2 separate regions of the Homo sapiens genome follow, and region 1 is linked to region 2. A link is an interaction called in ENCODE POLR2A ChIA-PET data of the cell type or tissue named here. Cell type or tissue: MCF 10A. All regions are shown on one strand. Each heading gives the region's core, and the rest is flanking DNA. Links, peaks and the distances in the headings are about the cores only.

What was found. ChIA-PET counts read pairs that join two places held together with the same protein. Peaks named below come from ENCODE experiments on the same cell type or tissue, not always from the same donor. Only the 100,000 strongest peaks of a DNase experiment are listed, where the experiment ranks them.
Region 1: POLR2A ChIA-PET joins it to region 2 with 5 read pairs; 4 of 35 experiments call an interaction of 5 or more read pairs at or near these places.

What each region holds. Positions count from the first base shown.
Region 1 is chr17:75,159,931-75,169,780 of GRCh38, forward strand. It overlaps SUMO2 (small ubiquitin like modifier 2), which reads right to left. Exons shown (of 4, transcript NM_006937.4): 4 at 5,656-8,471. The coding sequence ends at 8,409. Among named protein-coding and RNA genes, the nearest start is that of JPT1, 10 kb to the left of the region's middle. In MCF 10A, for the core only: no CTCF peak of the experiment used is centred there; no DNase peak of the experiment used is centred there.
Region 2 is chr17:74,940,021-74,952,709 of GRCh38, forward strand. It overlaps OTOP3 (otopetrin 3), which reads left to right. Exons shown (of 7, transcript NM_001272005.2): 2 at 1,373-1,789; 3 at 1,881-2,017; 4 at 3,266-3,324; 5 at 3,586-3,704; 6 at 6,641-7,455; 7 at 9,226-9,972. The coding sequence ends at 9,396. It overlaps HID1 (HID1 domain containing), which reads right to left. Exons shown (of 19, transcript NM_030630.3): 17 at 12,249-12,340; 18 at 11,885-12,043; 19 at 10,722-11,613. The coding sequence ends at 11,550. Among named protein-coding and RNA genes, the nearest start is that of OTOP3, 10 kb to the left of the region's middle. RefSeq lists enhancers at 3,408-4,607, 10,097-11,055. In MCF 10A, for the core only: no CTCF peak of the experiment used is centred there; a DNase peak (open chromatin) is centred at 4,311.

The DNA.
Region 1 (9,850 bases), core at 1-5,000, 220 kb after region 2:
CTTAAGATTTCATTTTAAAACCACTGCTGGCCAGGCGCGTGTGGGCTCACACCTGTAATCCCAACACTTTGGGAGGCTGAGGCAGATGGATCACCTGAGGTCAGGAGTTTGAGACCAGCCTGACCAACATGGAGAAACACTGTCTCTACTAAAAATACAAAATTACCTGTGCGTGGTGGCACATGCCTATAATCCCAGCTACTTGGGAGGCTGAGACAGGAGAACTGCTTGAACCCAGGAGGTGGAGGTTGCAGTGAGCCAAGATCATGCCATTGCACTCTAGCCTGGAAAACAAGAGCAAAATCTCTGTCTCAAAAAAAAAGAAAGAAAAAAAAATTGCTAGTCATGTGCTTTTGAACTTGGTTAAGTGATTGAACTAACAAAATCGTCCAGGGACAAGTATTTCCCCCAAACTTTACTTCTCAATCCCAACATCTCAGGGCGTCCCTTAAGCGTATCACTTGTGACTTGACCACATCTTCACAGACACATTCTGCATCCATTACTCCGAAGGCCAAATTTAGTATGCATCTGTCCATTCTTTTCTTAGCTGTATCCTCACAAAAAAAGACAGATCAATATACTGGAAAAGACAGCTCAAGGAGTTTATTTCCTTTTAAAACTCATTTGCCATTAAACAAATAAGCCGAGAGTTCTCAAATGTGGAAAATGGCTTTGTCAAGTTTATGTGCTCCCTTTATTTCAAGTTAAGGTTAACAGAATGGCACACACACTCTACTAAGGTCTGACATGCCCCTCTTGGGTCCTTTTTAACTGCTCTAAAGTGTAGATATGAAGAGCATGATTCCTAAATTGTCCTCCTCAAGAGGAAATTCATATTTCCTCCTCCTCAGAGTAAGGACTGAATAAAATTATGTGGTTTAAGTTTGTCCTGTTTACCCCAATACTATACTGCTATTTCTCTTTTAAAAACAAGCAGAATCCCAGCACTTTGGGAAGCGAAAGCAAAAGAACTGCTTGAGCCCAGGAGTTCAAGACCAGCCTGGGCAATGTGGCAAGATCCCATCTCTACAAAAAAAAAATACAAAAACTTTTTTTTTTTTTAGACAGAGTCTAGCTCTGTCTCCCAGGCTGGAGTGCAGTGGCATGATCTCGGCTCGCTGCAACCTCTGCCTCCTAGGTTCAAGCGATCCTTCTGCCTCAGCCTCCCGAGCAGCGGGACTACAGGTGCATACCAACATGCCTGGCTAATTTTTGTATTTTTAGTAGAGATGGGGTTTCACCACACTGGCCAGGCTGGTCTTGAACTCCTGACCTCGTGATCCACCCACCTCGGCCTCCCCAAGTGCTGGGATTACTGGCGTGAGCCACCACCCCCAGACAAACTTTCTCTTTTTTTTGAGATGGAATCTCCCTCTGTTGCCCAGGCTGGAGTTCAATGGCCGAATCTCGGCTCACTGCAGCCTCTGCCTCCCGGTTTCATGAGATTCTCTTGCCTCAGCCTCCCAAGTAGCTGAGATTACATGCGCCCACCACCAGTGCCTGGCTAATTTTTGTAGTTTTAGTAGAGATGGGGTTTCGCCATGTTGGCCAGGCTTGTCTCAAACTTCCAACCTCAGGTGATCTGCCTGCCTCAGCCTCCCAAAGTACTGGGGTTACAGGTGTGAGCTACCGTGCCCGGCCAATTTTTTGTTTGTTTGTTTGTTTGTTTATTTAGAGACACGGTCTTGCTCTGTTGCCCAGATTGGAGTGCAGTGGCGTGATCTCCATTCACTGAAACCTCCACCTCCCAGGTTCAAGCAATTGTCTTGCCTCAACCTCCCAAGTAGCTGGGATTACAGGCACCCACCAACACGCCCGGATAATTTTTGTATTTTTAGTAGAGACGGGGTTTCACCGTGTTAGCCAGGCTGGCCTTGAACTCCTGACCTCAAGTGATCCACCTGCCTCAGCCTCCCAAAGTGTTGGGATTACAGGCGTAAGCCACCGTGCCCGGCCTACAATTTTTTGTATTTTTGTATGTATGGTGGTGTGTGCCTGTGGTCCAAACTACTCAAGAGGCTGAGGCAGGAGGATTGCTTGAGCCCAAAGGTTTAGGCTGCAGTGAACCATGATCATGCCACTGCACTCCAGCCTGGGTGACAGAGCAAGACCCTGTTTCAAAAAAATAAAAAACCAAAAAAAAACCCATTACCCATCTGTCCTGTTCTCCTAGAGAAGAATTTAGCCTCCTTCGCAAAGATATTTGTTAAAATTATAAATACATAACTTCAAAGGGTATCCCCAGAAAAAATGTGGAAAAATTCTTCCCTTAACATTCTAAATTCTGTAACTTGTGGCAAATTTAGCCACATAATATGCCTTTAAAATATGAACGGTAAAAATACATATATATATATATATATATATATATATATATATATATATATAATGTATATAGTTTTTGAGACGGAGTCTCCCTCTGTCACCCAAGCTGGAGTGCAGCAGCGAAATCTCGGCTCACTGCAAGCTCCACCTCCCTGGTTCACGTCATTCTCCTGCCTCAGCCTCCCAAGTAGCTGGGACTACAGGCGCCCGCCACTACACCCAGCTAATTTTTTTTATTTTTAGTAGAGACGGGGTTTCACCGTGTTAGCCAGGATGGTCTTGATCTCCTGACCTTGTGATCCACCCACCTCGGCCTCCCAAAGTGCTGGGATTACAGGCGTGAGCCACTGCGCCCGGCCAAGAAAACAAATATTAGGTGATAATTCTTGGACTTTAAAGTGTTTCACAAAGCCCTCAGGGTACAAGAAATCCTAAAAGTGAGGCCGGGTGTGGTGGCTCACTCCTGTAATCTCAGCACTTTGGGAGGCGGATCTTGAGGTCAAGAGATCAAGATCATCCTGGCTAACACGGTGAAACCCCATCTCTACTAAAAATGCAAAAAATTAGCTGGGCGTGGTGGCGGACGCCTGTAGTCCCAGCTACTTGGGAGGCTGAGGCAGGAGAATGGTGTGAACCCGGGAGGTGGAGCTTGCAGTGAGCCAAGATCACGCCACTGCATTCCAGCCTGGGCAACAGAGTGGGACTCCATCTCAAAAAAAAAAAAAAAAAAAAAAGAAAAAGAAAAGAAAAGAAATCCTAAAACTGCCTCATATAGTCACAGCACTGCTTACAGAGAAATAACAATCTACAATCCAAACAACAGATTAATTTCAAACTAGTTTATATACTCTGTTCTAATTATGTTTTACCTCAAGGAACTTTTTAAATTAGCTAACCACTATAAAAACCAAAGTCTCATTATAAAACATGCATACAGGCATGCCTCATTTTATTGCACTTTGCAGATACTGTGTTTTTTGGTTTTTTTGAGATGGAGTCTCACTCTGTTGCCCAGGCTGGAGTGCAGTAGCGCAATCTCAGTTCGCTGCAACCTCGGCCTCCTGAGTTCAAGCAATTCTCTGCCTGAGCCTCCCAACTAGCTGGGATTACAGGCATCCGGGATGTCTATGCTGCACTGAACTGTGATTACACCCCTGCACTCCAGGCTCGGTGGACAAAGCAAGATCCTGTCTCCAAAACAAACAAAAAAGTACTTTAAAGTATGGCACAGTGGCTCATTATTCCCAACACCTTGGGAGGCTGAGGCGGGAGTATTGCTCGAGTCCAGGAGTTCGAGGCTGCAGTAAGCTATAACTGCACCACTGCACTCTAGCCTGGGCAACACAGAAAATAAGATCCTGTCACCCCACTCCCAGAAAATAAAAATTAAAGTATGTATTTTTTTTTAAGACATAATGCTACCGAATACCTGACTACAATATAAACTTTTTTTTTTCCAAGACAGGGTCTTACCCCGTCAACATAGCTGGACTGCTGTGGCGCGATCACAGCTCATTGCAGCCTCGGCCTCCCCCCGAGCTCAGGCAATCTTCTCACCTCAGCCTTCAGAGTAGCTGGAACTACAGGCATGCACCACTGCACCTGGCTTTTATTTTTTGTAGAAACAGGGTCTCACTATATTGCCAGGGCTGAACATAACTTTTATATGCACTGAAAAACCAAAAAATTTGTGTGACTCGTTTTATTGAGATGACTTCTTTATTGTAGTGCTGCAGTCTGGGACCAAGCCCGTAGTCCCTGTGAGGTATGCCTCTATTTCCTACCACAACCAGCAGTAACTTTCAAGTCACCATTTAGATAATCAGAACTCTAACTCATCCTGTAGATGGATGCTTTGCTTCTTAGGGTACCAAAGAGACAGTGAGACTCTGTCTCAGAAAAAGAAAAAAAAAAAGATAAAAACAAAAGACAACTTACATGTGGGAGACACCATGCTAGGCATCTCAAACACACATTGCCTGGGCACGGTGGCTCATTCCTGTAATCCCAGCACTTTGAGTGGCTGAGGCGGGTGGGTCACTTGAGGTCAGGAGTTCGAGTCCAGCCTGGCCAACATGGTAAAACCCCATCTCTACCAAAAATATAAAAAATTAGCCAGGTGTGATGGCACACGCCTGTAATCCCATCTACTCGGGAGGCTGAGGCAGGAGAATCACTTGAACCCAGGAGGCGGAAGTTGCAGTGAGCTGAGATCCTGCCACTGCACTCCAGCCTGGGGGACAGAACAAGACTCCATTAAAAAAAAAAAAAAAAAAAAAAAAAGTAGGCCGGGCACAGTGGCTCACGCCTGTAATCCCAGCACTTTGGGAGGCCGAGGCAGGCGGATCACGAGGTCAGGAGATCAAGACCATACTGGCTAACACAGTGAAACCCCGTCTCTACTAAAAAATACAAAAAACTAGCCGGGCATGGTGGCGCGTGCCTGTAGTCCCAGCTACTCGGGAGGCTGATGCAGAAGAATGGCGTGAACCCGGGAGGCATAGCTTGCAGTGAGTCAAGATTGCGCCACTGAACTCCAGCCTGGGCAACAGAGTGAGACTCCATCTCAAAAAAAAAAGTAAAATAAACAGGGCGCGGTGGCTCCCGCCTGTAATCCTAGCACTTTGGGAGGCCAAGGTAGGCGCATCACCTGAGGTCAGGAGTTTGAGACCAGCCTGGCCAACACAGTGAAACCCCGTCTCTACTACAAATACAAAAAAATCAGCCAGGCATAGTGGTGGGCGCCTGTAATTCCAGCTACTTGGGAGGCTCTGTCTCCAAAACCAAACAAACAAAAAAACCCCACAAATTTTAAAAAAACAAGCTGGTGGCACTGTACATATAGGAAAATTAGTCTAGCTGATTCAAGAGTAAAATTCATACATATACAAACATAAAGAAAAATCTACTGCATTCCTGTTGTCACTGGCAATGCTCATTTGCTATAGAAACAGGGAATGTAAAGAGTGTATCAAAACAAAGGTACAGCAGCCGGGCGCGGTGACTCACGCCTGTAATCCCACCACTTTGGGAGGCTGAGGCGGGCAGCTCATGAGGTCAGGAGATCGAGACCATCCTGGCTAACACGGTGAAACCCCGTCTCTACTAAAAATACAAAAAATTAGCCGGGCATGGTGGTGGGTGCCTGTACTCCCAGCTACTCAGGAGGCTGAGGCAGGAGAATGGCGTGAACTCGGGAGGCAGCTTGCAGTGAGCCGAGATCGCGCTACTGCACTCCAGCCTGGGCAACAGAGCAAGACTCCGTCTCAAAAAAACAAAAAACAAAGGTACAGCAGATTAAGAGAAATAACACATAATACTACATGGTGACTTGATGGTAGATTATATTGGTAGGTTGACAATCAGTATGGACAAAAACAATCAACAAGCATTAGGATACTATCTCTAGTCCCAGTTTTATAGTCACCGTCTATTTCACAACTTTTCTGGAACTTGGCTTTCTCATCTATAAAATGGCAGTGAGGCCGGGCGCAGTGGATCATGCCTGTAATCCCAGCACTTTGGAAGGCCAAGGCGGGTGGATGAACTGAGGTCAGGAGTTTGAGACCAGCCTGGCTAACATGGTGAAGCCCTGTCTCTACTAAAAATACAAAAAAATTAGCCGGGCATGGTGGCGGGCACCTTTAGTCCCAGCTACTGGGGAGGCTGAGGCAGGAGAATGGCGTGAACCCGGGAGGTGGAGCTTGCCGTGAGCCAAGATTGCGCCACTGCACTCCAGCCTGGGCGACAGAGCAAGACTCCGTCTGAAAAAAAAACAAAAACAAAAACAAAAACTGTAGTGGTTGGGCATGGGGTCTAACACCTGAAACCCCAACACTTTGGGAGGCCAAGACAAGGGACTGAGGCCAGAAGTTCGAGACCAAACTGGTCAACATGGTGAGACCCCACCTCTAATTTAAAAATAATAAAAATTTGGCCGGGCACAGTGGCTCAAGCCTGTAATCTCAGCACTTTGGGAGGCCAAGGCAGGCAGATCACCTGAGGTCGGGAGGTGGAGACCAGCCTGACCAACATAGAGAAACCCCTTCTCTACTAAAAATACAGAATTAGCCAGGTATGATGGTAGATGCTTGTAATCCCAGCTTTTCCGGAGGCTGAGGGAGGAGAATCAGTTGAACCCGGGAGGCGGAGGTTGCAGTGAGCTGAGATCATGTCATTGGTCTCCAGTTGGGGCAACAAGAGCGAAACTCCATCTCAAAAATAAACATTTTTAAAAAATTAAAAAGGGGCTGGGCATAGTGGCTCACGCCTGTAAACCCAGCACATTGGGAGGCTAAGGCAGATAGATCACTTAAGATCAGGGGTTTGAGCCCGGCCTGGACAATATGGCGAAACACTCTCTATAAAAAATACAAGAATTAGCTGTGGTGGCATGCACCTGCGGTTCTAGCTACTCACGAGGCTGAGCAGGGAGGATCTCTTAAGACCTGGAGGTGGAGGTTGCAGTGAGCCAAGATCACACCATTGCACCACTCCAGACTAGGCAACAGAGGCATAACCTCTTTCAAAAAGACCTAAGACGGGAGGCTGAGGCAGGAGAATGGCGTGAACCCGGGAGGCGGAGCTTGCAGTGAGCCAAGATTGTGCCACTGCACTACAGCCTGGGAGACGGAATGATGCTCCATCTCAAAAAACCACCACCAAAAGAAACCCTAAGAAACAAAAATTAAAATAATAAAGACTGTAGTGACCTGTATATTTAAGGTTCTGAGGATGGATATATATAGATATTTTCTGTCCCTCAATATTCTTGAATAGGCCAGGCGTGGTGGCTCATGCCGTAATCCCTGCACTTTGGGAGGCTGAGGCGGGTGGATCACCTAAGGTCAGGAGTTCGAGACCAGCCTGGCATACGTGATAAAACCCTGTCTCGACTAAAAATAGAAAAAAAATTAGCTGGGCGTGGTGGCATGCACCTATGACCCCCCAGCTACTCAGGAGGCTGAGGTTGCAGTGAGCTGAAATTGCACCACTACACTCCAGCCTGGGCAACAAGAGGAAAACTCCGTCTCAAAAAAAAAATCCTTGAATAAGGAACGAAAACTTTATTTTAGGTTAGGGAGTATTTACTTATGATAAGTGCAGGCTAGAATGGTTCAGTGTTTTATCAGCAACAAAGGCAAAATCAGAACTTTTTCCTTGCCACATGTGCTACCCTATACCCTATGCTCCGTGCCTCACTTAATATACAGAAAATACCTGGAAATCCACGATACTATGGCCCAATTTTTCTGCTAGTATACTTGCATATTAACATGGGACCTAGAGAAACTTTTGGAACAAGGTGATATTTATAAAACTGTTATTCTTTGTTTGGCATCAGTATCAGTCTGTCAGAAACACCAAGTAGCTTTATTTCCTTCTTGAAATGTTACTTCTAAGCAGGCCTATTTATGTTTTTTCTAAGCCTCAATTTTCTATTTAATATTTCTCAGAATAAAGAAAACAGCTCATTTTAAACAAGAAGTTTATTTAAACAACAAGACGCTTGACTTGAAGGGAAAACTATCTAGGATTCTTTTTTGTTTTAGAGTAATTTATCCCTACTTAAAGACAGATTGCCCTACATGTAACAGCTACGTACAAAAAAGTTATAAAATTGTCCTTGGTTTTACAATGATAAATGAAAAACATTAAAATTCTCCAATTGAACAAGGTATGCAAGGATTTTTATGTTGTTGTTTTTTTTTTTTGTTAAAACAGTGAGAGCAAAATAACTTACTGGAATATAAAGATAAGAGCTGAATGAGCATGCCACTAATGGAGAAAGGGGGTATTTTCACAGAATCAGTATTTTTCCCCATCCCGTCTCCACTTGATGTCAATCAAAACATACCATTGGCTGTTTAGTTAAAAAAAAAAAAAATGCAATATGCTTGTGCACATATACCAGTTACTTTATGTACAATAAAGGAATGGGGAAGGGGGAAATGAAAGAATAGAGAAAACTATACGGTAGTAGTCAGGATGTGGTGGAACCAAATTGCAGTTTTCTAATTGAGAATGTAATCTTGGTCTTTAAAGAACAGAGTTCTGGAGTAAAGAAGCAGGTTCCCTTTTCAGTAGACACCTCCCGTCTGCTGTTGGAACACATCAATTGTATCTTCATCCTCCATTTCCAACTAGCATAAAAGAAAAAACAAATGTAAAAGCACTGATTAAGTTCTGAAAATTAATGATTTTTGGGTTTAAGTATGCTGAAAACATGTACATGTTCCACTAAGTTCCAAGTTTCATTATTTTAGATGTCTCATAGCTTAATGTATCAACACACTTGGTTTAAGTAATTTTTCACTTGGCTTCCTTTTTTATGACTATTAGATAAAACTTTTTTGTTTTTTTTTTGAGACAGGATTTCTGTCACCCAGGCTGGACTGCAGTGGCGTGATCTCAGCTCACTGCAACGTCCACCCCTCAGGTTCAAGCAATTCTCCTGCCTCAGTCTCCCAAGTAGCTGAGATTACAGGCATCCGCCACCATGCCCAGCTAATTTTTTTGTATTTTTAGTAGAGATGGGGTTTCGTCATGTTGGCCAGGCTGGTCTCAAACTCCTGAGCTCAAGTGATCTGCCTGCCTCGGCCTCCCAAAGTGCTGGGATTACAGGTGTGAGCCACTGCGCCCAGCCAAAACTTAGTTTTTGAGTAAAAAGCAGAATATTAGCCAGGTGCGGTGGCTCATGCCTGTAATCCCAGTACTACTGGAGGCCAACATTGGAGGATTGCTTGAGCCCAAGAGACCGAGACCACCTGGGCAACATAGGGAGACAACATCTCTACAAAAAAAAAAAGGAAAAAAAAAAAAAATTAGCCAGCCATGGTGACACATGTCCATACTCCCAGCTACTCAGGAAGCCGAGGTGGGAGGATCAATTGAGCCCATAAGATCAAGGCTGCAGTGAACTGAGACCACACCAGCTCACTCCAGCCTGAGTGACAAAGCAAAAGATCCTGTATCAAAAAAAGAGAAAAAAAGGCTAGGGCCACGCACAATGGCTCACTCCTGTAATCTCAACACTTTGGGAGGCTGAAGTGGGCGGGTCACCTGAGGTCAGGAGTTCAAGACCAGCCTGGCCAACCTGGTGACACCCCATCCCTATTAAAAAAAAATTTTTTTTTTTTTTTTGAGACGGAGTCTCCCTGTGTCGCCCAGGCTGGAGTCCAGTGGCAGGATCTCAGCTCACTGCAAGCTCCGCCTCCTGGGTTCACGCCATTCTCCTGCCTCAGCCTCCCGAGTAGCTGGGACTACAGGTGCCCGCCACAACGCCTGGCTAATTTTTTGTATTTTTAGTAGAGACGGGGTTTCACCGTGTTAGCCAGGACAGTCTAGATCTCCTGACCTCATGATCCACCCTCCTCGGCCTCCCAAAATGCTGGGATTATAGGCGTGAACCACTGCACCCGGCCTAAAAATATTTTTTAAATTAGCCGGGCATGGTGGCATGTGCCCGTAATCCCAGCTATTCGGGAGGCTGAGGCAGGAGAATCGCTTGAACCCAGGAAGC
Region 2 (12,689 bases), core at 1,413-6,412:
GCCTCAGCCTCCTGAGTAGTTGGGACTATAGGCATTAAACCATCATACCTGGCTAATATATATATTATACACACACACACACACACACACACACACACACACACACACACACATACATATATACATATATGGGGTTTTTTTCGGCTTTTTTGTTTTTTTTTTTTTTTGAAGAGATGGTGTCTTCCTATGTTAGCCAGGCTGGTCTTGAATGCCTGGGCTCAAGCAATCCTCCCACCTGAGGCTCCCAAAGTGCTGAGATTACAGGCATCAGCCACCATGCTCAGCCTAAAATTACTCTTAATTACATAAGTACTGTGCTAATTTTTTTTTAAAAAACTAGAACAGTAAAGCTAAAAAGTCTGCTACTCCCAATCCCAGTACTCTCATCCCAGAAGAAACTCCTATTGTGAAACTGATGGGTATAATCTAGACCAGCAGTCCCCAGTCCCCAGGCTGCGGACCAGTACCAGTCCATGGCCTGTTAGGAACCAGGCCGCATAGCAGGAGGTAAGTGATGGGGAGGGAGCATGACAGCCTGAGCTCTGCCTCCTGTCAGATCAGCAGTGGCAACAGATTCTCATAGGAGCACAAGCCCTATCGTGAACTGCACATGTGAGGGATCTAGGGGTTGCCCACTCCTCATGAGAATCTAATACCCAATGATCTGAAGTGGAACAGTTTCATCCCGAAACCATCCCTCCACCCTCCATCCATGGAAAAATTGTCTTCCACGAAACTGCTCCCTGGTGCCAAAAAAGTTGGGGAGGGGACTGCTGGTCTAGACCTTTTAAAAGTAATCATATAGGTGCTTGTATGTTCCCATAATACAGTATTGTTTCAGATCACACCATTCTTCCCTACCAAGCCCAGACACAGCCTCAGGATGCTTCTCTACAAGACATTTTAGGCAATCATTTCCCAACCAATCAGGGTCAGAATAAGAAAGGCCACCAATTTGCCCTCCCTGGTGTCAGAAGTGAAAGTCCTACCAGAAGGCGGAAGGACACCGCTGCCTTTTCATGGCAAAAAGTCACAGCCCTAGAAACTGACCAGGCACTAGGCAGACGCTGACTTTAGGATCAGGCACAAGTCAGGAAGTGGGGTTGAGAGGGAGGACATGATCCTCACGCCAGTCAAACTAATTCCCCATGTTTATGTGCAGCACGAGAGGTTTCCGTAGGGTCTCCTGGTCTGTTTGAACCTCCTCAGGTCCTGTAAGATAGATGGGGCAGCTGCTATTAGTTCCAATGTCCCAACCACCCAACCAGAGAGGCCGCATAGCTGACCCTGGGTCACACAGCGGTTAGGGGCAGCGTGGACTTGAACCCAGGACAGCCTGGCAGTTAACCCAGGACCCTTTCTCCATCTCCAGCCCCTGCTGAGGCTACACCCATGCCTTCTTCAGAAGCACAGGAGACTGAAGCAGCCCCGGAGAAGGAGAACCGAGTGGATGTGGGGGCCGAGGAGAGAGCGGCCGCCACCCGGCCCCGGCAGAAGTCCTGGCTGGTGAGGCATTTCTCTCTGCTGCTGCGGCGGGACCGGCAGGCCCAGAAGGCTGGACAACTCTTCTCGGGGCTCCTGGCCCTGAATGTGGTGTTCCTGGGTGGCGCCTTCATCTGCAGCATGATCTTCAACAAGGTGGCCGTCACTCTGGGTGACGTGTGGATCCTGCTGGCCACGCTGAAGGTCCTCTCCCTGCTTTGGCTTCTCTACTATGTGGCAAGCACCACCCGCCGACCACACGCCGTGCTCTACCAAGATCCCCACGCGGGGCCCCTCTGGGTGCGGGGTGAGTGTCAGGTTGCTGGGGGGCTGGGCAGGGGTGGGGAGGGAGAGCCGGTTCCGCGCAGGTGCCAACGCCCGCCCACATGTCCGGCCAGGTTCCCTAGTGCTCTTCGGCAGCTGCACCTTCTGCCTCAACATCTTCCGAGTGGGCTACGATGTGAGCCACATCCGCTGCAAGTCACAGCTGGACCTTGTCTTCTCTGTCATCGAGATGGTCTTCATCGGCGTCCAGGTGACAGGCTTCTCACGTCCCCACATCACCGAGGACATACCCTATCTACCCATGCCATGCACACACCTCCCACTACCTATGCCTAGGAACAGCCACACAGGCAAATACCTAATGTCCCAGGGTCTTTGCACACACACCACACCCCTCACACAAGTGTCCACGTCCACACATACCCACGGGTTCCTGCATCAACACACACACCGTGTCACCGAATGTAGACACTTAGAAGTCCAGCTGTCTATGCGTATGTAGGCATATCCCTGGATATACACTCCCTACATGTATAAACCTTCTCTTAAGAATACAATCTCGGCAGGGCGCAGTGGCTCACGCCTGTAATCCCAGCACTTTGGGAGGCCGAGGCAGGCAGATCACCTGAGGTCAGGAGTTTGAAACCAGCCTGGCCAACATGGTAAAACCCTGTCTCTACTGAAAATACAAAAATTAGCCGGGTGTGGTGGCGCACGCCTGTAGTCCCAGCTACTCGGGAGGCTGAGGCACAAGAATCGCTTGAACCCAGGAGGCAGAGGTTGCAGTGAGCCAAGATCATGCCACTGAGCTCCAGCCTGGGCGACAGAGTGAGACTCTGTCTCAAAAAAAAAGAATACAATCGGCCAGGCGCGGTGGCTCACACCTGTAATCCCAGCACTTTGGGAGGCCGAGGTGGGTGGATCACAAGGTCAGGGGATCGAGACTAGCTGAGACCATCCTGGCTAACACAGTGAAACCCTGTCTCTACCAAAAATACAAAAACAAAATTAGCTGGGCGTGGTGGCAGGCGCCTGTAGTCCCAGCTACTCAGGAGGCTGAGGCAGGAGAATGGTGTGAACCCGAAAGGCAGATCTTGCAGTGAGCCGAGATTGCGCCACTGCACTCCAGCCTGGGCGACAGAGCGAGACTCCAAAAAACAAAAAAGAAAAGAATACAATCTCCAGCTTCCTCTTAGGTTTCTCTTGTCACCAGGCATTGTGTTGGGTGCTTCGTTCCCGCAGTCTTATTTCCCCCAACAAGAAAGCACTTCCCCAAAGGGTGGGCTTTTTGGTCCCTTTTCCCAGCTGAGGCAACTAAGGCTCAGAGATGGTTTGCCACTGATTCAATACCACACAGCAAGAAGCAGTAGAGCCAAGATTCCGACCCAGTCTTTCTCCCTGTGTCTTTCACTGTAAATACACGCATGCGCCCCAGGAACTCACACTGTGGTCCCACCACCTCCACCAGCCCCTGGGCTCAAGGCCCTGTCTCTTTCAGACCTGGGTGCTCTGGAAACACTGCAAAGACTGTGTTCGGGTCCAGACCAACTTCACTAGGTAAGACTTCTCTCCCTCCCAAACCCTCTGGCCTCTCTGTCCTCCCCACCACTTCCCTGGTCAGGGTGGCCGCGGGGCTATAGGTTAGTCTGGGATGTGTCCTAGGTGGCCCCAGGGCTGCCTCTTGTGTCCTAGTGCCAGTGTGACACTAGGGAGTGAGTGGTTGGGAGTGAGTGGTTGCCCCAACAACAGTGGATGGTGAGGGTTTGGCACCTGGGGAGCCGGCCAGGGTGTGTGAGAAGAGTGTGGCATTTCCCCCAGGTGTGGCCTGATGCTGACCCTGGCCACAAACCTGCTGCTGTGGGTTCTGGCCGTTACCAATGACTCCATGCACCGAGAGATCGAAGCTGAGCTTGGCATCCTCATGGAAAAATCCACAGGTATGGAAAGGAGACCAGGTCTTCCTTGCCCTGAAACACACACACACACACACACACACACACACACACATAAACGCTACACTCTCTAAAACAGGTGAGGCTCAGTAGGTCTATAGAGTTGGGAGCAAACTCTAGAGGCCAGATTAGGAATCAACAGAAAACTGAAGTTTGCCAGTGGTCCCCATCCCACCCCATCAGGTGCTGACGCCCTGCACCCAACTCCAGGTGTCCAGCTAGCCATCAGCAAGCCAGCCACTGATCCTGGCTGAGAGAGCCACTAAGTCCTTCAGGTATGCACCCCGCCCGTGGCATTTGCATTTTACTTGCAAGCAACTCAACAGCCTCCCGGCTGAAAGGAATATCTTCCTAACACAATTTTAGGTGCCTGGCCTCATCAATCAGGTGGGACGGAAGATATCTGGACAGAAAAAAACTCCCAAGATTGTCCCATATGCCTCACCTCCTATCCTAGAGGCTGCATCCCATACCCTACATGGGAACACTGCTCTGTGGGATTGAGCCACACCTGTATGTACATGCCCCACCCCGCCCCGGGTGGCATCACCATCACGCCCTGCAGCCCAGCCCTCCCAGCACATCCACACATTCACATACCCGCTGCATCAGTCACGACACGCCTGTGTACTGTGAGCATTCTATATACTCTGCTTGCATTTCTCAGAAAAGCTGTGCAAAGAGAGAATTTTTGCCAAGTGACATCATGGATTTTGAAATTATAAAATAATTCAGGGCTGGGCACAGTGGCTCACGCCTATAATCCCAGCGCTTTGGGAGGCCGAGGCAGGCAGATCACCTGAGGTCAGGAGTTTGAAACCAGCCTAGCGAACATGGCGAAACCCCGTCTCTACTAAAAATACAAAAATTACCCAGGCATGGTTGTGGGTGCCTGTAATCCCAGCTACTCAGGAGGCTGAGGCATGAGAATCGCTTGAACCCGGGAGGCGGAGGTTGCGGTAAGCCGAGATCGCACCATTGCACTCCAGCCTGTGTGACAAGAGTGAAACTGTCATAAAACAAAATAAAATAAGATTCAAGCATTACAAATGAGTAGAAGAACAAGACATACCCATCATCTAGGCATAATAATTATTAATATTTGGCCATATTTATTTATTTTTAATTTTTGCTGAAGTACTTAAATTACAGAAATCATGACATTATATCTCAAAATATTTCAGCATGCATCTTTTTTTCTTCTTTCTTTCTTTTTTTTTCTTTTTGAGACAGGGTGTCGCTCTGTCACCCAGGCTGGAGTGCAGTGGTGAAATCATAGCTCACTACAGTTTCAAACTTCTGGGCTCAAGCGATCCTCCCACCTCAGCCTCCTGAGTAGCTGGGACTACAGGCACATGCCAGCACACCCAGCTAATTTTTAAAATTTTTGTAAAGATGGAGTCTCACAAAAAAATTTCTGAGCCCAGACTCATCTCAAACTACTGGGTTCAAGTGATCCTCCCTCCTCAGCTTCCCAAAGTGCTGGGATTATAGGCATGAGCCACCATGCCGGACCCAGTGTACATCTCTTTAGAAAGAGATGTATTCCCCCACATGACCACAATGCTATTACAATTGTTAACAAAATCCTTTAGCTTCATTCTGTCCTCTAAATCAATCTATATCCCACTTTCTCCAGTTAGCCCCAGAAATGTCTTTTACAGACGGTTTGTTCAAACATGCAATGCATTTGGTTAAGTCTAAATTGGTGTTTTCCCACTGACCTTGAGACTTGTCAGGTTGCTTCCTCCTGGCAGTGTTTAACTCACATCCCTCTCCCCTACTTTTCCTTGGAACGGGAAGTATAGACAAAATCTTGATTAGATTCAGGTTAGATATTTTCGGCCCCAGCTTCTTCCAGGTGATGCTGTGTGCTCTGAGGGACAGGGATGGCAAGGTACTAATGACTGATGACCTGACCCTGAGTGCTGCTAAGGCCGATGGCTGGGTTCCGCTGTCACAGCCACGGGTTTTCCCTTGAGCCCAGGAAGTAATCTGTGGAGGTGACATTTGACACCAGAGACATCATGTGAGGGTTCTTGGGGTTTCGGTTTTTGGTTTATTTGAGACACACTCTCACTCTGTCACCCAAAGTGGAATACAGTCATGGGAACACGGCTCACTGCAGCCTCAACCTTCCAGGCTCAAGTGATCCTCCCACCTCAGCCTCCCAAATAGCTGGGACTACAGATGTGTGCCATCCGGCTAATGTTTTTTGTTAGTTTTTGTTTTTTGTTTTTTGTGGTTTTTTTTTTTGAGATGGAGTTTTGCTCTGTCGCCCAGGCTGGAGTGCAATGGCACAATCTTGGCTCACTGCAACCTCTGCCTCCCGGTCTCAAGCCATTCTTCTGCCTCAGCCTCCCGAGTAGCTGGGATTACAGGCACGTGCCACCATGCCCAGCTAATTTTTGTATTTTTAGTAGAGACGGGGTTTCACCATGTTGCCCAAGCTGGTCTTGAACTCCTGACCTCAGGTGATCCACCTGCCTCAGCCTCCCAAAGTGTTGGGATTACAGGCATGAACCACCGCACCTGGCCATGTTTTTTATTTTTAGTAGAGACGAGGTCTCACCATGTTACCCAAGTCGATCTTGAACTCCTGAGCTCAAGCAGTCTTCCTGCCTTGGCCTCTCAAAGTGCTGGGATTACAGGCATGAGCCACTGCGCCTGGCTGGCATCATGTTTTTAATGCTTTACGTAAGTTTGGCATCTGAAGTCTTCAATTCCTTTGAAAAAGAATGACCATTCTGTGGGATTTGTGATCTCTTTGCCTGGGCCTCAGTTTCCACATTGGTAAAATGAGCGGCTGGGTCGCTTTCAGCTCTAGTGTATTCCAGGGAATGGGAGGTATCTGTGTAGCCAGTTTCCTCAGAGCAGAGCCTGCCTGAATGTCTGTCCCTCCCACCCTGCCTCCCTCCCAGGCAATGAGACCAACACCTGTCTGTGCCTCAATGCCACCGCGTGTGAAGCTTTCCGGAGAGGCTTCCTGATGCTCTACCCCTTCAGCACTGAGTACTGCCTCATCTGCTGTGCTGTGCTGTTTGTCATGTGGAAGAACGTGGGCCGCCACGTGGCACCCCACATGGGTGCCCACCCTGCCACCGCACCCTTCCACCTGCACGGGGCCATCTTCGGGCCGCTGCTGGGCCTGCTGGTGCTGCTGGCAGGTGTGTGCGTCTTTGTGCTCTTCCAAATCGAGGCCAGTGGCCCTGCCATTGCTTGCCAGTACTTCACCCTCTACTATGCCTTCTATGTGGCTGTGCTGCCCACCATGAGTCTGGCGTGCCTGGCGGGCACAGCCATACACGGGCTGGAGGAGAGAGAGCTGGACACGGTCAAGAACCCTACCCGCAGCCTGGATGTGGTGCTGCTAATGGGTGCTGCACTGGGCCAGATGGGCATCGCCTATTTCTCCATCGTGGCCATTGTGGCCAAGCGCCCGCATGAGCTGCTCAACCGCCTCATCCTGGCCTACTCGCTGCTGCTCATCCTGCAGCACATCGCTCAGAACCTCTTCATCATCGAGGGCCTGCACCGGCGCCCACTCTGGGAGACAGTTCCCGAGGGCCTGGCAGGAAAGCAGGAGGCTGAGCCTCCCCGCAGAGGCTCCTTGCTGGAGCTGGGCCAGGGCCTGCAGCGGGCCTCACTGGCCTACATCCACTCCTACAGCCACCTCAACTGGAAGCGGAGGGCACTCAAGGAGATCTCACTCTTCCTCATCCTCTGCAATATCACAGTAAGTGGCTGGGCTAAGGGGCCTGGAGGGTAGAGGTGGCCAGGCAGACCCAGAAAGCCTCACTCAGGAAGGGATGGATCAAGGACACATCTTTTTCCAACTAGCTTGATGCTGCTTGAGAGTGTCCCCCCAGTTCCCTACAGGGTGCCTGGCACAAATGAATGTGCCAAGCACTTGGCTAAGTGCTCTTCACAAACAAATATGTAAGACATCCACCCTCCAGAAACTTCCTGTCTAGTTGGGAAGACACCACTGAATTCATCATCCCTGGGTTCAGTCAAAGGAAGAGATCAGGAAGTACCTGATTTTCTAAGACACTCCTAGAGGAAGATGTTGATAATGGCTGCCCAGCTTCTGGCGGAAGTCCCAGGTACACCTTTCCATGCAATGTCTCTACGCTTCATTGAATCATGACAGTAACTCCATGCAACAGACACTATTGCTGTCCCTTTTCACAGAGGAGGAAACTAAGGCTTAGGTTATTGTACCTGCCCAAGTACCCACAGCCTGTAAGTGGCAGGGCTGGGACAACTCAGGGTTGTGTTTGACTCCAAGCAATCAATGCACTGAAAACATACCTGAGAAATGAAACCTCTGGTCCAGGCAGAGAATAAATTGGCTCTAAAGTGCATTAGGAGCTCAGCAAAGGAACTGTGGGCCTGCATAGCCAAGGAAGGCTTCATGAAGTTTTGATCTGAGCCTTGAGGAAGGGGTAGAATTTGGACAGGAAGGTAGGAGGGGGCAGGGGGTCATAACTAGCAGAAATGACAGGGCACAGTGGCTCACACCTGTAATCCCAGCACTTTGGGAGGCCGAGGGAGGAGGATCCCTTGAGCCCAGGAGTTTAAGACCAACCTGGGCAACACAGGGAGACCCTGTCTCTACAAAAAAAATTTTAAATTAGTCTGGGCACGGTGGCTCACGCCTGTAAGCCCAGCACTTCGGGAGACTGAGGTGAGTGGATCATTTGAGGCCAGGAGTTGGAGACCAGCCTGGGCAACATGGTAAACCCCATCTCTACTAAAAATACAAAAATTAGCCAGGCATGGTGGTGCACACCTGTAATTCCAGCTACTCGGGAGGCTGAGGCACGAGAATTGCTCAAACCCAGGAGGCAGAGGTTTCAGTGAGCTGAGATCGTGCCACTGCACTCCAGCCTGGGTGACAGAGTGAGACTCTGTATCTTAAAAAATAGTAATAATAAAAATAAAAATTAGCCAGGCATGATGGTGCATGCCTGTAGTCCCAGCTACTTGGGAGGCTGAGGTGGGAGGATCACTTGAGCCCGGGAGGTTGAGGCTGCAGTGAGCTGTGATCCTGCCACTGCACTCCAGCCTGAGTGACAGAGTGAGACCTGTCTCAAAAAAATAAATAAATAATAAAAATAAAAAGTAGCTAGCCGAGGAGTGAAGCCCGAGCTCAGGGTACAGGGTGGGGGTGCCCAGCTTGACAGAGCAGGTGGCGCGCTGGGAATTCCTGCTTCTCCCCACACGTGGCGGCAGCCTGGGGTCTCCTGACCCATCTGAAGTTCAGGCTGGCCACAGGCAAGCTCACAGAGATGGCTGGGGATAGCTAAGGCCTTCTGCAGTAGGGCGAGAAAGATCTGGGGGAAAGAAGAGCTCACGCTGAAAGCCCAAGGGTTAGAAGAAGACTGAGCGGGAGGTGGGGGTGGCACTGGAGGGGCTGCAGGTTTGGGGGCTGCCTCCCCTGAACTGAGTGCCTTGGGGCACAGGAGAGCCCTTCCCTAACTCAGCACATCCTCTTCCCCAGCTGTGGATGATGCCTGCATTTGGCATACACCCGGAGTTTGAGAACGGGCTAGAAAAGGATTTCTACGGCTACCAGATATGGTTCGCCATCGTCAACTTCGGCCTGCCTCTGGGGGTCTTCTACCGCATGCACTCTGTGGGAGGCCTGGTGGAGGTCTACCTGGGGGCCTGAGGCTGCCCACCCCCGGCAGAACCTCGAAGTGCCAAGGTGGGGAAGATGGTAGCCCAGAGTCTCTGAGCAGATGCCTCATTCTGAGGTGCCGAGACCAGCCTGAGGCTCTCAAGGCCTCCTGCTCCCCAGAGCCTCACTGAAGGGGAGGGCACTGCCTAGAGCCAGAGGCCAACAGCAGGGGCCTGGACACTGAGCTTCTGATGCCCACGGCCAGGCCTGGGCACATGCCTGCCCCCTGCCTTCCCACCACGATCCGCAAGCCAAGGGTGCACCCCAGGAGGCTGGCAGGGGCCCCCTCACGGCTACTCTGTGGGAGGGTCAGACCTACATGACCGAGTCTGGGGAGCTTGGCGAGGGGCACCCCTCTCCAGCCAGGACTCAGAGGTCTGCCCCCTGCTGCGAGAAGAGCACCTGGTCCAAGTGTGGCTCTGGACATCCTCAGAGCTCAGAGCTCCGAGCTAGGAGGCCAGCTCCTCTCCCCACACACCTGTCTCCTAATGAGCTCATTCATTGGCTGCCAGGCAGGGTTCAACAGCTCTCTCCTGCCGCATAAACCCTATTTGTTTAATGGATTGCATTCAGGCTCATGGCATTTGTTCCCAGGGACAGAACTGCTCCTCCGGACATGGTGGGAAGGAATGGTCCTTTTGAGTAGGGCTGTGGGGCTGGGACAGTCCTGCTTCCGGGCCAGGAGGGGTCTAACCCAGTTCTTCCTTGGTCTGATCCGGGGGAAGAGGTGGGAGAGACAAGTCCGGGCTCGTGTCTCTCCACCCCCACCCCTCCCCAGCACACCCTCTCTCTAGGACAGAGCCCCCGGTGACATTCTGCAGCGGGCTCACCATGCAGGCTGTGGCCCCTGGCTGCCGGTCCCAGGCCTGGCTCATCTCCTGAGCCATCAGGTAGGGCAGGAACGGAAGAGAAAGGGCAGGTGTGGCAGGCCATCCGTCTCCCTGAGCCCAGTGCAAACAGTGGGCTCTGCCTGGGACGAGGCCAGAGAGGGCAGCCCTGGCCCTGCAGGTGAGGCTCTGCCCTCCTCCTCACCCACCCCCACCGAAGTGAGTCACTAGCAAGCATAGCCCTCCCAGCGCTGTCTCAGTGGCTGCCTGGTGAGGCCCCATGGCCTCTCCTGTGGGCTCTTTCTCTGGGCAGCAACAGCCCAGGGGCCCAAACCCTAGGTGACAGGGTCTGATCCTGCTTTCCCACCCAAGAAAATAACAAATGCTGGTTCCCAGTCATGCACTGGGGGCCCTCTGGGGTGCAGAGTCCCCAGCTCCCCTGAAGACAAGAGCCACACCTGGCCCCTCGCCTCAACCACAGAGTCAGAATGTGGAGCAGGAGGTTTTATTGTAAAGAGGCCGATTGTACAGAGCAAAGATTGTTCTGACACGGGGGGCTGGGTGGTGGGACCCAGAGGCCAGAGCTGGGTGAAGGATGAGGGGTGGCATCGCCCCATCCAGGCAGTGGGCAGGGCAGGGAGGACTAAACGGCTGCCTCCCAGTTCCCTTCCCTGCCCCTCATTACTGGGTAAGAGGGAGCCAGGCTATTTCCATGGATCCAGGAGAATATAGCAGGAGACCCTCACCACCCCACACCATGCCCCAAGGATACGGGAGGTGCCCCAGTCTGGCTTTTGCAGTCGGCCAGCTCCCAGCCTCCTCGAGGAGCAGCCTGGCCACACCTTTTTCCCCTGGAGCCTGGAACAGCTGGCTTTGGGTTAGGAGGCTGGAAGCACCCCCTTACCCTGTCCAGGCACCTCAAGGGACAGCCCGTGGTTCCCTGGTCAAACCCCTTAGGGCACAGTGACCCATTGGCTTCTGCCTCTGGGGCTGGGTAGCACAGGAGTGGGTGGGCACTGAGGGGCCAGCACTGAGCCAGGTCTTAAAGAGGGAGTCCGAGTGTTGGGGGCAGTGGTCTCTGGTGGGGGCATAGCCCCAGAGATGGGGCTCCTGTGAGTCCAGCCTAGGGGTTGAGGGGGATCTGAGCCAGTTCACATTGTCCTGGCCACAGGGGTCTCTAGGGCATGACACTCAGGGCCACTCTGCCTGTTCCAGGCCCTGATCGTGGTAATTTAAAGCTCAGAATGGTGGATGGGGGAAGCCTCAGGGACCAAGGCCCTGCCTTCCCCTAGACTGAGCCCCTCGTCGGCTTCATCCTCACACCCGCTGTATCTCAAACAGCTTCACGTCGGTGTCGTACCAGACAGGGGGGTCCACATTCCTGTGGAGGAAATGGGGGGTTACCCAGGTGCTGGGGCACCTTGCAGACAAGGCACCAGGAGGAGCTGGGCAGCAGGAATGGCCAAGCCAACCCTTTCCATCCCGATGTCCCACCCTGGGCAGCGGGTGCCACCGTCAACCAGGCAAGGCCGCCTTAGTTGACTGTCTTGACATGAAGTCCACCATAGGTGGTGGGGCCCAGAGCTGAGGTCCCTGTTGAGCCCTGCTGGGCAGGCTCTCAGGTGGACACCACCCCACTCCCCGGGGCCCACCTCAGATAGATGACGCCCCACATGTAGGTGCGGAACCACATGGCAGTGCCCGAGTTGGCCTGGTACTTGCGGATGAGGATGGGGTGGGGCACGGGCAGCAGCCCCACCAGGGTGCCATGCTGCAGGAACCGCAGGATCTCAGACTCATCCGTCAGGCCCCTGCGGGGAGAGGGGTATCTCCAGCACACTCACGTGGTCCAGGGGAGCACGGGGCTCACCCTGGCCACCCAAGACCCATGTTTCCCATCACACGCCTACCTAAGCCTAGGCTGGCCCCGCCCAGAGCCCACCTGCCCACACCACCGGCCCCGCCCACAACCCCGGCCCCGCCCACAACCCCCGGCCCTGCCGGCGCCCGACTCACTTGTCAATGCAGATCTTCTCCACCTGCGGAACCAGCACCTGCAGCAGCCTCATGATGGTCTGCAGCGGCAGCTTCGACTTCCAGGAGAGGACCTGGCGAGGGACGGGGTTCCTGGGGCTGAGAAAGCAGCCCCCGGAGGCTGCGGGGCAAGCCTGACCCTGACCCAGAACCACAGGCTCCCCAAGGCAGAAAGTACCCCTGCTCCTTGCAGCATGAGCCTGGCACCAAGCAGGACCCGGGAAGAGTTAATCCTTATTGATGGCAAGCGCCATGGCCCCGCGTTAAGCCAGAGCTGTGCCACGTGCCTCTCGGGAGACTGTGGCCTTTAGCCCTCACAACAGCGTGGTCAGGCAGGGACGGTAATTATCCCTGTCCCAGCGCAACTGGCGTGATCTCAGGAGACACAGGGCGTGGGGATGAGATTCAGGGGAGGAAGTCGGA